Linked DNA regions of Mus musculus: region 1 is linked to region 2. A link is a contact called in ENCODE Hi-C or POLR2A ChIA-PET data. All regions are on one chromosome and are shown on one strand. Each heading gives the region's core, a stretch centred on a gene start or an enhancer-like site at or near the end of the contact. The rest is flanking DNA. Distances are from core to core; before and after follow the strand shown. Region 1 holds the start of Repin1 (replication initiator 1). Region 2 holds the start of Lrrc61 (leucine rich repeat containing 61).

Region 1 (7,098 bases), core at 2,318-4,817, 39 kb after region 2:
TCAGTGTGTCTTTTAGAAGGAGTCAGACATCCTTGCTCACACTAGACTTGCTTCAGCTGTTTGGGGCTTCTGTGGAGAACTTTCTTTCCTCAGTCTCAACGAATTCTTAGTTGGAGCTGACTCCTGTAACAAAATCTGGATTAGCCAGAGGAAATCAGATGGCTTCCCCCTATTTTCCTCAGGTGAGAGCCACTAAGGGACGAGTAGTTCTCAAGAAGGTAGCCTTGAATTTCAGCCTATCCAGTGTTGCAATAAACAAGAGTGAATTCTAATTATTTTATTTTATTTTATTTTATTTGGTTTTTTGAGACAGGGTTTCTCTATATAGCCCTGGCTTTCCTGGAACTCACTTTGGAGACCAGGCTGGCCTCGAACTCAGAAATCTGCCTGCCTCTGCCTCCTGAGTGCTGGGATTAAAGGCATGCGCCACCACGCCCTGCTGAATTCTAATTTTTTATCATCAGTTTTCCACTGTGTTGGAGACCTAACCAGGGCCTTCCTGGTAATCACGCTGCCTCTGAGATATACCCCAACCCAAACTGTGACAAGGCAAGGGAAAGGACTTTGAGCCTCTAGGGGTGGCAGCTTGTGAAAGGTTGGTGGGGTTCATAAGGGGCAGCCAGCAAAGCTTGATGATGGTTTGCTTTGGTACTGTCTCCGGCCTCCCAGGGCTTCAAGCTGTCCTCAGCACCGTTGCTATCCTCAGTGGTGGGCATCTTCTGTCTCGTAACAGGCCAGGAAGGACAGAGTGCCTTTCTGCATCTACTCCTTAATTGTCCTCGGCCCCAGCAGCAATCTTTGTATGGGAAGGTTCCCGCTCTGGTCTCTCCCACTGTTTTCTTTTGTTCACCAGCTGGGAGAGCCAAGGAGGCAGGGTTATGTAGGATTTTACAGCCAGTGGCTTGTCCTTTACCCAGGTCTGTGTGGGATTTGCCTATTGCATTCTCTCTCAGAACAGCTCTGAGGGTCCTTCGATCGGCCTCACACATGTTGTCAGAGGCAGCAGTTAATATGCAACATTACAGGAAATCTACTACAGTGAATTCTCCCATCTTCTCCCACAACACCTCAATTCTAGCTTTTCAACAGCCAGCCAGCCACTCAGAAATCATTAACCAGGACTTTTATTTCCAGTGACGATATACTACAGTTAAAAGCCTCTCACCATTTTCTCTCATTCTGGGAAGCCAGCATAGGTCATGAGAAGACTCAGTGCCTACAGAATAGAAGATGTTTCATTTTGATTAAATATTTGTGGTATACATAAACTAGCACTGCCCACACATAAAACTGCAGTGGTTAAGGGTGAGGCTGGGTAGTGCTGCTGTGTTCTCATCACCCACCCACCATGCAGCTGTGTGGCCCCTGGCAAGCCTCTGAACATCTCCCAGGCTCAGAATGTCATTTGTAAAATGAGGAGCAGAGAGTTTGTTTCATAGGGATATTGAGGGGATGAAATGAGTTGTGTATTTGAAGAGTTTATCACCACACTGGACATAAAAATCAAGTCTTCCTGAGGGTTTAAGCATCCCTATAAAACATGCAGGTGAAACCAGTGGGTCTTACTGCATGCTCTTCTGCAACACACTGTTGTGCTGGACACATGCTCTGCCGATGCCCCTTCTATATTTGTGGTGAGGGAATCTCTATAATCTCAGCTGTACTTCCCACTTATTAAGGACTCCACAGTAAGAGGAGAAGTATGACCCACATAGTGCAGAGATGCACATCTCCACTCTCTCCAAACACAAACAGGGTTTCATAATATTGACACGTTCTAAAGTTCATGTGGAAAAACAGAGGAGCAGTTCTAGACAAGGAATTTGAAAATCAAAACAAGACAGAATCATCGTAGGGAATACTGAAACCGTGAAGTGTTAAAATCCACCGTCTGCAGTGAAACTATCATCATAAAGAGTAGCGTGGCCTGGGCAAGATCACTCTCCAAACACAAACAGAAAGGTGCACACCAGAAAGAAAAGGATGGGCAGGTTTTAGCACATAAAGCCAAAATTTTATCACTTCAGAAATTAGCGTTGCTAAGTGAGGTGGGCATGCCTGTGATCCCAGCACTTGGCAGACAGGCCACCGGGTTTGGGTATGAGGCCAGTGGGGTCTGCACAGTGAGACCTTGCCTCCCACCCCTACACCCCCAAAGAACAATCTTTTGGGGAAAATATTTTCCACACATATGACAAATGAACATCTTTAAGCATGAAACCCAAACAACCATCCCAACTTCCCAGCCTTGAAAGTGAGCAAATAGAAAGTCAGGCAAAGATAAATTCTCAGTAGTCATAGCATAAACTGGTTTAAAAAAAAAATCACACAAAACAAACAAGTCAGGAAACCAGCAACCCAAGAAGCAAAAATTGAAGCAAACAGTCATTTTAATTAAATTTGGGAAAATAGCCCATGTTGTCAAGGAAATGGAAAAAAATGGTCATTTCTCAGGGATAACTGATGAATCTTGTCTTTGACCATCTGTTTCTACCTCCAAAAGTTTGAACCTGGACATGGGTAATGAGACATTAATCTATAAGGACATAGGAAAAATATGTAATCGATTTGCATATTTATACAGCCATTAAACTATATATATATATATATATATATATATATATATATATATATGTTTTAATATAATATATAAGAGAACAACGAAATGGGAGAAAACTTACAATATCTTAAGTGAAGAGCCAGCATGTACAGTTGCAAGGGATAACCCAGGCTTCCCCAATATAAAATACTATTCAGAACACTCGAGTATGTCAAACACCGAATGTAATTGGCTTTAGGAGGCTAATATATGAGAGGGCTAGATGGCCCTTGGGAGAGATTTTAAAAGTGTTTTTTTTTAAAATAATTGTACAATTCAAAGCTTGTCTCTGTTGAAAGCATGAAAGGACACGAAATTGCACTGGTCTGGAAGTTCCAAGATGGGGTTCTTTTGGAAAGCCAAGGCCACCTGCTAGTGGGTGGTGAGTCATGGCCACAGGCTTGCACCTGCCTCCGCAGACGCCACACTGGCTGCTGTGCGTTTCCAAGGGTAAACGACCCATTTGTGCCAACAGCCACCTGGGCCCGGCCTGCATCTCTAGAGCTTAGGCCACTCCGGATCTTAGTTGTGGGAATAGAGGGCCTTGCAGAATTCACAGTTGCGGGCCATTCATTCTTCATCCAGATGCGCTCTGTTGCCGTGGTGCTGTGTTCCAGCCCTAAGCTAGAGCGGACTGGGCAAAGCCCCAGGCTCGACGCCAGGAGAACCGTTGGTGCCCTGTCTAGTTCTCTCTGGCTCTGAGTTTTGAAAAAGACAGTAAGGGTGGACCAAACACAGTGACCACAGCCTGGCCACAAGGTGGCCCAGGGGCGAGCATCCTTTTCTGGGCAGAGGGTTAGGAAACTGAAGCTCGGGCCGGTGGCCAAACCGGAGCTGGTGGCTGCCATGGCGATGGAGCCGGGGGCCCTCCCTGGCCTTGTGCCGGAGCGGCAGTGCAGCGGGGTGACCTGGCCCGCCCCGCCCCCAGGCCGCGGCCGCCTAGCCGAGACTGACCCTCCGCAGCTCCTGTAGTCACGTGGAGCTGGGAACCCAGCGCGTGGGGGGAGGTTGGGGACGGGCCTGGCAGTTGTGAACTCGAACCTGCCGCTGTCGCCGCTGCGGGGCGGGGAACCGGCCGCAGAGGCCGGCCTGGTGCTCTATGGATGGGCGCTGCGTCCCTGGAGGGCACGCGGGAGAGGTATGGGTCGAGTAAGGGCGCAGGGGCCACCGAGGGCGTGCGAGGGCAGCTCCACCTGTGGGGCGCGTGACCGTGAGTGTGTGCGGCTGTGGGGTTCGCGCGCGCGCGCGGAATATGAAAGGGGGGGGGGAGTGTTGAGGCGCGGGGCGAGCGCACCTGCGCACAGGCTCCGCGGGCTGCGCTGTGCGTGGGACCCGAGATGGCCCACTGGCTGGTCCGAACCGGTCCAGCGAGCCAGCAAATGTGGACGGAGGACACGCATCTATACAAAGGGGGAGTGTGTGGGCCTGCTGCCACCCGGGGCTGCCCTAGATGACCAAGGAAATTCTGGAGAGTCCTGGGCACTCTGGCGCTCCCTGCGTAGACCCTCGGGAGACAGGCCTGGAATTTATGTTGCGCGGAGAGTGGGGGAAGGGGAGGCAATAGGGATTCCAGAGTTACTGCCTAGGCAGCCCTTTGGCCACTGAGAAAGAGCCTTGCAACAGATGGAGGAGGCTATTCTTCTGGGGCCCTACCAGGCTAGGAGGTGGCCTCCAAAGGCAGCACTGTGCTTCCTCAGTAAAGGGTCATGCTCATGCTTTATTTAGTTCAGTGTCCGCTAGGTCATTCGACCAGGCTGGGTATGGAGTTCAAGGCTGAACTCTGTAGCCTTGAATCTGGGAGAGACTGGGTGATGACACAAACCTGCCCTGGCTTAGCGCAGAGCCTCACACTCGTTCTTTTCTCTCCCTTCCCCAGGTAAGGCTGACCTCTCAGCAGTTAGAGGTCTGAGCTCTGCCATGGGGATAGGGATGTCTTTATTGCTACAGTTTTCTCTGTCATCCGGGGGCTACCGAAGTGTGGGCCGAAGCAGCCGAAGTCTCCCCAGGAACATCCCCAGAAGGAGCTGGAAAAAGCCTCACCCCCAGCTCTTCAGTCTTCAGGGTAGAGTTTGGCCTTTCTTGTGCCCTCAAACCAACCCATAACTCCAGCGCTCATGTCTCCTATACTTGCAGGACAGGGATGTACTGGGGAAGGAATCCATTCTCCTATCATGGAGTCTTCCCTGGGTTCAGGCGGGGGTGGGAGTTGGGGGTTGGTGGGGTTGAGTCATGTCTGTAGTCCCCCAAAAGAGAGCAGGCTGTAAAGGAATTCAGGAGGTTTTGCCCGGACAGAGGCCACGAACAGACATGAAAAGGTCCCTGGGAAGTCTTACTGCCACCCCTGAACTGACTCTGTGTAGGAGGCTCTCAGGAATCTGGGTTCCCCTGTGGGGTATAGCTGAAGTGGGGCAGTCCTTGGCCCGGTTTGGGCAGGACCAGGCAAGGGACAGAGATTATGATCTCTTCTTCCCACCCCTTTCTTTACCCCAGTAATCCCTAGCCCCCTTAAGAGATGCTGAGCCAGGGTTCTCCCTCACTCCAGGGGAGGGGCAGCAGACTGTGGGTGTTCCTTGGATTGAGAAGTGCTTGCCTCTCCCCCCTCCCCCCAATGTCCCAGTTGCAATTGCTTGGGTGTGGGTGGAGAAGGGCTGGCAGGCAGACTGTGGGTAGTCTGGACAGGTGGTGGCCTGGTGTTAGTCTGTGCTAGTAGAGGCACCTTGCCCACCTCCCAGGTCTGAAGAAAGGCTGTTTTCACTTGCTCTCCAGGCTTAGAGCTGAGCTGGGGAGGCTGGAAGTACCTTCCTCAAGGTTTTAGTCAGATGGTTTTTGAGGAGATCTCCACACACCTAGGTGTTAATGCGGAGCACACAGTGGCCTGGGTGTTGACAAGATCCTGTCTTGTGTGTCCGCCCCAAACCTCCCCCCATCCCGTCCTGCCCCCCCCCCCCACCTTTGGTTTGCTCATCGTTTACAGTATCACCTCAGGCAAGTCCTACCACTGTTTTATGCCCCACACTTGCTTCATGTGCCAATTAGGGAGCTCTGGTGTGGTAGAAGAAAGTGCTTGCCACAGGGAAAGGCAATAGGGGGGTTGCGATATGTAGGGTACAGTAGGAATATTCAAGAATATTTTCTGTAAGACCTCCTGACACAAGGTAGATACTATGGGAGAATCCCAAGGAATACCAACATGTCTCCCTTCTAGAAGTTTCCAGGGCAATAAAGATACAAAGCTATTCCCTAAGATAGAACCGTGAGGGCAGTTCCTAGAGGGAGGCGTTCTTCTTCCATGGGGTGGGAAGGGAGAAACTGGGAGCACACACTGGCCTGGGGATTGACAACAGTGTTCCTGCGGTGATTGTGCTTTTCCACCCTCAGCAGAGGAAGAACCGATGCTGGAACAGCGCTGCAGGGGCCCCACGGCCATGGGCCCAGCTCAGCCCTGGCTCTTTTCTGGGCCCTCCCAGGAGTCCTCCCAGCCCGACAGAGGGTTGAGGTACCAGGGCAAATCAGCTCAGCCAAGAGGCCAAACCCCAGGCAAGGTCCATCGTTGTGCCCACTGTCGGAAGCGCTTCCCGGGCTGGGTGGCCCTGTGGCTTCATGCTCGGCGGTGCCAGGCCCGGCTGCCTCTGCCCTGCCATGAATGCAACCAGCGCTTTCGCCACGCCCCCTTCTTAGCGCTGCATCTTCAGGTTCATGCTTCTGCAGTCCCCGACCTGGGTTTCATCTGCCACCTATGTGGGCATAGCTTCCGAGGATGGGTAGCCCTGGTTCTGCATCTGCGGGCTCACTCAGCTTCAAAGCGGCCCATCACTTGCCCTGAATGCGACAGACGCTTCTGGCGACAAAAACAGCTTCGAGCTCATCTGCGAAGGTGCCAGCCCCCTGTCCCTGAGGCCCGGCCCTTCATATGCGGCAACTGTGGCCGGAGCTTTGCCCAATGGGACCAACTGGTTGTTCACAAGCGGGTGCACGTGGCTGAGGCCTTGGAGGAGGCAGCAGCCAAAGCCCTGGGTCCTCGCCCACGAGGACGTCCCGCAGCTCCCAGGCCTGGTGGAGACGCTGTGGACCGCCCCTTCCAGTGTGCCTGCTGCGGCAAGCGTTTCCGCCACAAGCCCAATCTGATCGCCCACCGCCGCGTGCACACTGGTGAGCGACCACACCAGTGCCCAGAGTGCGGGAAGCGTTTCACCAACAAGCCCTACCTGACCTCGCACCGGCGCATACATACCGGCGAGAAGCCCTACCCATGCACCGAGTGTGGCCGCCGCTTCCGCCACAAACCCAACCTGTTGTCGCACAGCAAAATCCACAAGCGCTTGGAGGTCTCAGCGCAGGCTGCCCCACACCCCGAGAGTCACCAGATTGCAGCAGAGCCTATGGCACAACCTGCACTTGGGGTGCCCCTGGGGTCCCCGCGGACCCCAGCTGAGGCACCTGCGCTCCTGCATAGCTGCTCCGACTGCGGCCGCAGCTTCCGGCTGGAGCGCTTCCTGCGG
Region 2 (6,494 bases), core at 2,889-5,388:
ATCAAAGACTTAGAACCAATCTCCAACATACTACGTGCTGGTGGCTCATAAACAAAAGGCATTTATTTCTCACAGTTTTAGAGTCTAGAAAGTCCAAGATCAAAGTGCTAGCATATTTGGTGTCCAGTGAGGGTCTGGATTTCTCCTTTATAAACAGTGACTTCTAACATGTTTGTTGTGGTGAAGAACAAGCTAAACTCTCCAGGTCTCTTTATGTAGGGCATTAAATGCACTCAAAAATTATACTTTCAAGACAATCACCTCCTAAGGGCCTCATCATCTAATAGTAACAATTTCAAGAATGGTTGGTGGGGAGAGGCACAAGCATCCATCCCATAGCAATACCAGATAGCTTCAGCTACACAAGAGACCAGAAGCTGGGCAGCGTGGTGCATGCATTTAATCCCAGCACTTGGGGAGCCAGAGGCAGAAGGATCTCTGTGATTTCAAGTCTAGCCTGGTCTACACAGTGAGTTTCAAGACATCCAGAGCTACATAGTAAGACCCTTTGTCTCGAAAAACAAAAAAAACAACAAAACCCCCCCCAAAAAAAACCAAAACAAACAAAACCAAAAAGGAAAAGAGGAGGAGAGAAAGAGAGAGACTAGAAAAATTTAATCTAATCCTTAATAATGAGATTACCAGTTAATTGGGGGATATGTTGGGGAGTTAGCTGGAAGGTATCATGGCCCATATTTTGACTGTAGTGGTTATACAGATACATTTGGATAAATTTGTCAAAACTTGCTGAAGTGCACACTTGGGAAATTAGAACATCTATCAGATCTAGATTACACTTTAAAAAGAACAGTGCTGGAGACCTAGCCCTGGTGATGTGGATGTGACCCAGTCCTTCACCTGGGCAAACCAGGAGAGCTGGCCCTGGCAGTGCAGGTGCAGGAGAGCTGGTGGGCTGATCAACCCAGCTACCTCCCAGGCCTAGACCCAAGGCTTTAGTTGGCCCAACCCAACATCTACCCATCTATGAAGGGGCTGCGCTTACAGAACCAAAGCAGCAGGACCTCCATCCTGACCGTGTAGCCGAAGCCAGAGGACTTGAACCTGAGCAACATTTGCAAGTAAAGATGTGTGGGCAAACGGGTATACAGTGTGACACACCGTGATGCACTGCTGCTTCCACGGTGAGATCTTTTTCTTATTTTTCATTTTCATTATTTTTTTTGGTTTTCTTTCGAGGGCAGATATGGAGATAAGTGAGATTGGGGTGTATGCTGTGAAATTTACAAATCAATAAAAAGTTTAAAAAATAAGAGGAGAATGAGGAGGAGGAGGAGGAGGAGTACAGACAGGTATTTCTGTAGGGACAGACAACAAGAACAGAGAAGAAAGTTGTAAGGACAGACATTGGGACTAGGAGTAGATCAGGCACACTGTACAGGAGGAGCCAGAACAAACCAGCGCGGAAATAGCAGACTGTGGGAGAATTGGGCTTCTAAATAGAAAAAAAAAGGACAAATTATCTACCTCAGACCACACACAAAAGTAAAGTTTGTTTAGGGGGCAGGGCTAAAGACCTAACTTGCAGAAGCAAAATATCAAAAAGTCTAACGTAAAGCATGAAGGGTTGGTGTCGACAGGAGAAACGTGTCTCAACGGGTTTCAGAGTGATTGTTTGCAGTCTAAATCACTTGGTCCTTTTCTATTCATGGACTCCATTCCCCCTTCTGGGCTTTACATCTCCCACTGTCCTAGCCTGACAGGATTTGAGTATGCCCTCTCTCCCCTACTACATCACCCACTGTCATGGTGGTGAGAAGATGGAACCCAGGATCTCACATGTAGTAAATGCCTGCCATCAAAATCTTTAGCTATTGCAGGTGGGTAGTTCCTTCTTGAATAGTTTTCCTTCCTGTCTTAGGTCTTTTGACAAGTTTTTCTTGGCACTCTTAACATTTCTTACCATAACATGCTCTGTGTCTTCCTTGTGTCATGGAGAAATGAGCACTCCACTTTTGAAATAAGTGCTAATTCCACCTAGCGAAAGTAATGACCACCAACTCAAATTTTTTGGTTGAATTAAGCAAGCTGTCTCCCTAAAGTGGGGTTTGAGAGGACAGCTCTGAACATAGGAAAATTGAGGTATTTTTTTAGTAGCCCCAAAACTTCAAAGATAGGGGATTCCAAGGATTTTTGGTTACATAGAAACTTGGCAGAACATCTCAAAATTATTTGGCAGAGCATCGTATATTATCAGGGTGGAGGTCTCGGTATAAGGGTGTGGAAAAATTCCAGAAAAGGGTCAAGACAGGGTCAAATCCAAGTTTTACAGCAAACAGGAATGAACTTTCTTCCACCTTTTAAGGAGATGGCTTCAGTAGTTCTTAAGTGACTTGCCTAAGGCAGTCCTAGGAGCTGTCCATGGTGGTGGCACTTTCTTTCCTGACTCAGCCTACCACTTTCATGAAATACCAGCGCAGGAGCTGTCCACGGTGGCGACACCTCTTCTTCAGACTCCCAAGAAGCTCAGCAGTGATGTCGCCTCAGCCATGGGCCCAAAGCAGGGAAAGGGAGGTGAAAAATGCCTCCAGTCCCTGAGCAAAAAAACCCACCAATCCCTGAGCTTCCCACAAACCCCCACCAATCCCAGAATAGGAAACCTCACCAATCTCTGAGCTCTCCAAGCTCAGGACTTGAAATCCCACCAATCCTCAACCTGGAAATCTCTGCCCTGAAAAGCTCCATCCATAAGAAATCCTATATAAGCCCTGCCCTTTGTTCAACAGCCTTGCTGTCTGCTCCTGGAAGCAGAGGCAGCCACTCCTGGATTTGTCCCCTCTCTCCCTGGACCCTCCCTATTTTGTTTTTTTTTTTGTTTTTGTTTTTTTTTAAATGAGATTTGATTCCTGATGTGATGTTTTTGTTTTTGTTTTTGTTTTTTAGCATCAGAAGAAGCAAAGAAGCAATGAAGAGAAGTGGAGCGGGGCTGAGGCTCCAGAGCTCAGCTGGGTATACCCTTCCCTGGGAGCTGCAGTGCCTCTTGCTGAGGAGGCTTCCTCTCAGAGCTATGTGGTTCCTGGGCTCCTGTGTCTCAGGACGCTCTTCTATTGGGACACTGTCCTACCTCTGAGCTGTGTGGTTCCTAGGCTACCATGTCTACCATTGGGACACTCTCTCTGCTAAGAGTTGTGCGGTTCTTGGGGTTCCACACCTTCCTAGAAGGAACATTTATAGCTTCTAATCTTAAAATAGACTCAGGCTGGTCCATCACATGGAGAAGTTCAAGGGAGATCAAATGGATACCGGGCACCATTTGACGGATTAGAAAAGCTAGGTCACCACTGGCCTGCAGCCTAGCACACTGAACGTCATCAAACACGTATTCATTAAGGACTTTGCACTGTGATACAGTGCAAAGATGTGAACAACAACAAAACTGTGCCTATACTTAGCCAGCCCAGGCTGGAAGGGTGTGGACTGAACTGGGATTGCTTTGTCTGAGTGCACAGAAAGCATCAGGAGATGGAAAACCCTCCCAATGTAGACATTTCCAAGTGGCCTGTGAAAGAAAGTGAGAGGCATTCTCCCCTGTGCCTAGTTAAGGTGACCTCTTTATCCGTTGGACAATGTCATTTACAAAGGTGGCAGTTTGCGTTGGTGACATCTCTGGGGGCAAGGCCTTTGGGAATATCACTAGGCAGTGCACATTTATCTCAGGAAACATTCTGATGTAGTTTTCTAAAAATACGGGTAAGGTTCCCACAAGGGGTCCTTCTTATCGTTATTGTGGCACCTTTTGTCTGCAGTCCTAGGCGGTGAGCATGACTGCACCGCTGTGAGGGGCAGGGTTCGGAGAGGGGTGGGCGAGCACGTACCAGGCACCGTTTATCGGGTTAGAAAATCTAGGTCACCACTGGCCTGCAGCCTAGCATACTGAATGTCACAGAACACATTCGTTAAGGAACCATAAATGCCTTTCCCAACGTCGCTCTGTCAAATGTGCTAATGACCAAACTAACAGGAACAAAATCCTCCAGCAGCACTGGCCGCGGGTTCCAGCACAAAGAGCTAGAAGCTCCTCTGGTTGTGTAATCTGCGTCACTTGCGTACCCTGCCAGCCGCAGCGCGTCCCTTAAAAACAACTTTTTCTGCGTCGCACCACTCCCCGCCCCTTCCGGCCTTTCGCAGGTTCCGGGTCGGCTGGGCCTGCGCCAGAAACCGAGTTGCGTGTTCTGTTTGTTTGGGGGATGCTGGATTCTTCTGGAACCGCCCGCGGTTAGTGGCCACGCCCTCAGCCCCAGGCACTGCTCTGAGTGCAGTTAACAGACAGAACGCTTTAACCGGTAACAATCGCGGCCGGTGAGGTGGGTGCTGCCTTGGTGGCCAGGAGACATTAGGATTGGATTTCCTATCCCACAATCACAGCCTCTTGGTATACATAACAACAAGGGTTCCGCTAGTGTGATAGATTATTTTAAAAGAGCAGCCGTAGAGAAAAAGGCGGAAAAAGTTTTGGTCTTGTTTATTCTCGGTGAGGGAGCATTTGTCACAAGATATGCAAATGGCAAAAATGCCTACAAAGGAAGAAGGATGCGGCCCCTTATTGGGGTCAGAAATGGGTGGAAATGACTTCAGTAGTCCCCAAAGGAAGCTGGGAAGTGTAGTCTCCCAGCAGGAACTTATCCGTGGCTTTTGTCACTTTGGCTATGTGAGCTCAGAAGATGGCGGAGTGTTGTTTAAAACATCCTCCACTGTTGTGCCAGGGAAAAGTTAGTGACCCCCCCCCCCCCCCCGCCAAACACACACACACACACACACACACACAGGAGCTGATCTGATGCAACTCACAGCAGGGTCTTTATTCTATTCGAGCTAGCTCAAGCCCCCCCAATGCACCACCCTCACACAGGACGGTTTTGGTGGGGGAGGAGCCCCGAATGTCTATGTGGCAAGGCTTTATAGTAAGCACCAAACATGGAATACGAATGCGAGCATCTAAATGGAAAGCTACTTTGGCCTTTAATATAACTGGCTGGTGCTGGGAGTCACATCATAAACTTAACTTCTGCTCCCCTCTGCATGGGTGGTCATTAGGCAAGGGTTGGGCTTGCAACCTGGGGTGCAGGTTTGTTGGGGGAATAACCAGGAGATACTGGTCTTGTTAGGGGTGTAACTTGGAAACTCTGCTCTTGTTGGGGATTAGCCTAGAGACGAGCTAGGCTCAGGTTTTGTTGTGGGGACAACTTGGATACTAATGCTAGATACCGGCCTGTAGTCTACCTGAGTTCAAGCTTAGGTCAGATTCTCTAAAATGGAGTCTGAATTTAAAAGCTTTGGCATCTCACACTGACTGGCTTAAATTCTCTGGTTGTGTGGGAGACTAGAGCTCCTTCTTCCCCAGGTGTAGGAATGTGAGAGGAGAGGAGGCTGGCAAGCTTGCACAGAGTGGGACTGTGGAATGCCCCTGGATGTATGTTTGTGCGGTGTAACAGGGTAGAATTAGGGAGCCAGGTCCCATCTGGGCATGCTCCTGAAAAGGACTGACAAAATAGTCAAGAGAAAGTTCTAATCTAATCAGCCAACACAGGGTACATGCTGAGGCATCTCCTAGTCCAGGTGAACAGATGCCAAAAATTACTCATCTGCAGGTTGCTGGTTTTACAGCTATGTGGCTTCTCTGGGGGACGCATAGGCTTTGGACTGTGGACAGTTATCATTTCCCACGACCTCCCTTCATTGGCTTGCACGCCTGCAGGCCATTCTGTTTCCTCGTCTGTCAGGAAAAATAAGATTCCTTGCTATTTTCACGCACCCCAAACCTTTCCCGTGTGTCTTACCTCGTATTTCACCTCTTTCCTGTGGTGTGTTTTACTCCTGTTTGCCTGGGCCCCTGTACTCCATCTGAGAAACACTTCCAAGTCTTTCCCTCCTCTACCCCTCCAGCATTCCAGTATTCTCAGCGCTCCAGTGGACCTGCCAAAGGTGTTGTACCTACGAGTTCTATAACCATTAGGACTGGATTTTCAGAAAAACAAACGACAAACTAGAAACAAGTACTGAACACAAACCTTTTTCTTGTTTTGAGTCTTGAAGCAATACAGTGTTTTCAACTTCGTTGGTGATACAGAACGGGGAGGCAGGCGTGTGGGTTCTGTACAGTGTCCCTTGATCTGTGTCTTTGGTGTCTGAGGAGGTCCTGGAGTAAGTCCCCTCTACCTCTGCCACGCTTCTCGCTGCAGGGCCATGACTGAAGCTATCGCTCTGTAAATTCTCTCCTCTTGCTTTCCCCAGAATCCCTTTCTAATGTTTTCCTGTGCTTCTCCCATTGTGTTTCAGTTATCACGGGGCCTGTCCCATCTCTGTCCGCTCCATGTTGTCAGCCGTATCTAGGCAGCCACCCTCTACTCCTAGAGCTCATCATTCCTGAAGATCTGTTCCAAAAGAACTTCACACTCAGTTGATGTGCACAGACCTTTGTAAGTAAATAGGACTAGTAGGGGTCTCTTTGTCCCTTTGTCCTCTGCTTCCCAGCTCCA

What was found. Hi-C counts contacts between places; a loop is a spot of excess contacts on that map. ChIA-PET counts read pairs that join two places held with the same protein, here RNA polymerase II (POLR2A).
Region 1: a map of gastrocnemius shows a loop between it and region 2 (4-fold over the local background). The contact joins the promoter of Repin1 here to the promoter of Lrrc61 in region 2. A Hi-C loop is called at or near these places in 12 of 37 maps with a recorded cell type or tissue (T-helper 17 cell, adrenal gland, gastrocnemius and 2 more). POLR2A ChIA-PET finds 5 or more read pairs at or near these places in 3 of 5 experiments (Patski and embryonic stem cell).

The regions. Positions count from the first base shown.
Region 1 is chr6:48,590,316-48,597,413 of GRCm38, forward strand. It overlaps Repin1 (replication initiator 1), which reads left to right and starts at 3,568. Exons shown (of 3, transcript NM_001079901.1): 1 at 3,568-3,737; 2 at 4,476-4,661; 3 at 5,978-7,098. The coding sequence starts at 4,517. It overlaps Gm5111 (predicted gene 5111), which reads left to right. Exons shown (of 2, transcript NM_183309.3): 2 at 1-269. The coding sequence ends at 110.
Region 2 is chr6:48,550,661-48,557,154 of GRCm38, forward strand. It overlaps Lrrc61 (leucine rich repeat containing 61), which reads left to right and starts at 4,139. Exons shown (of 3, transcript NM_177736.3): 1 at 4,139-4,322; 2 at 6,295-6,434.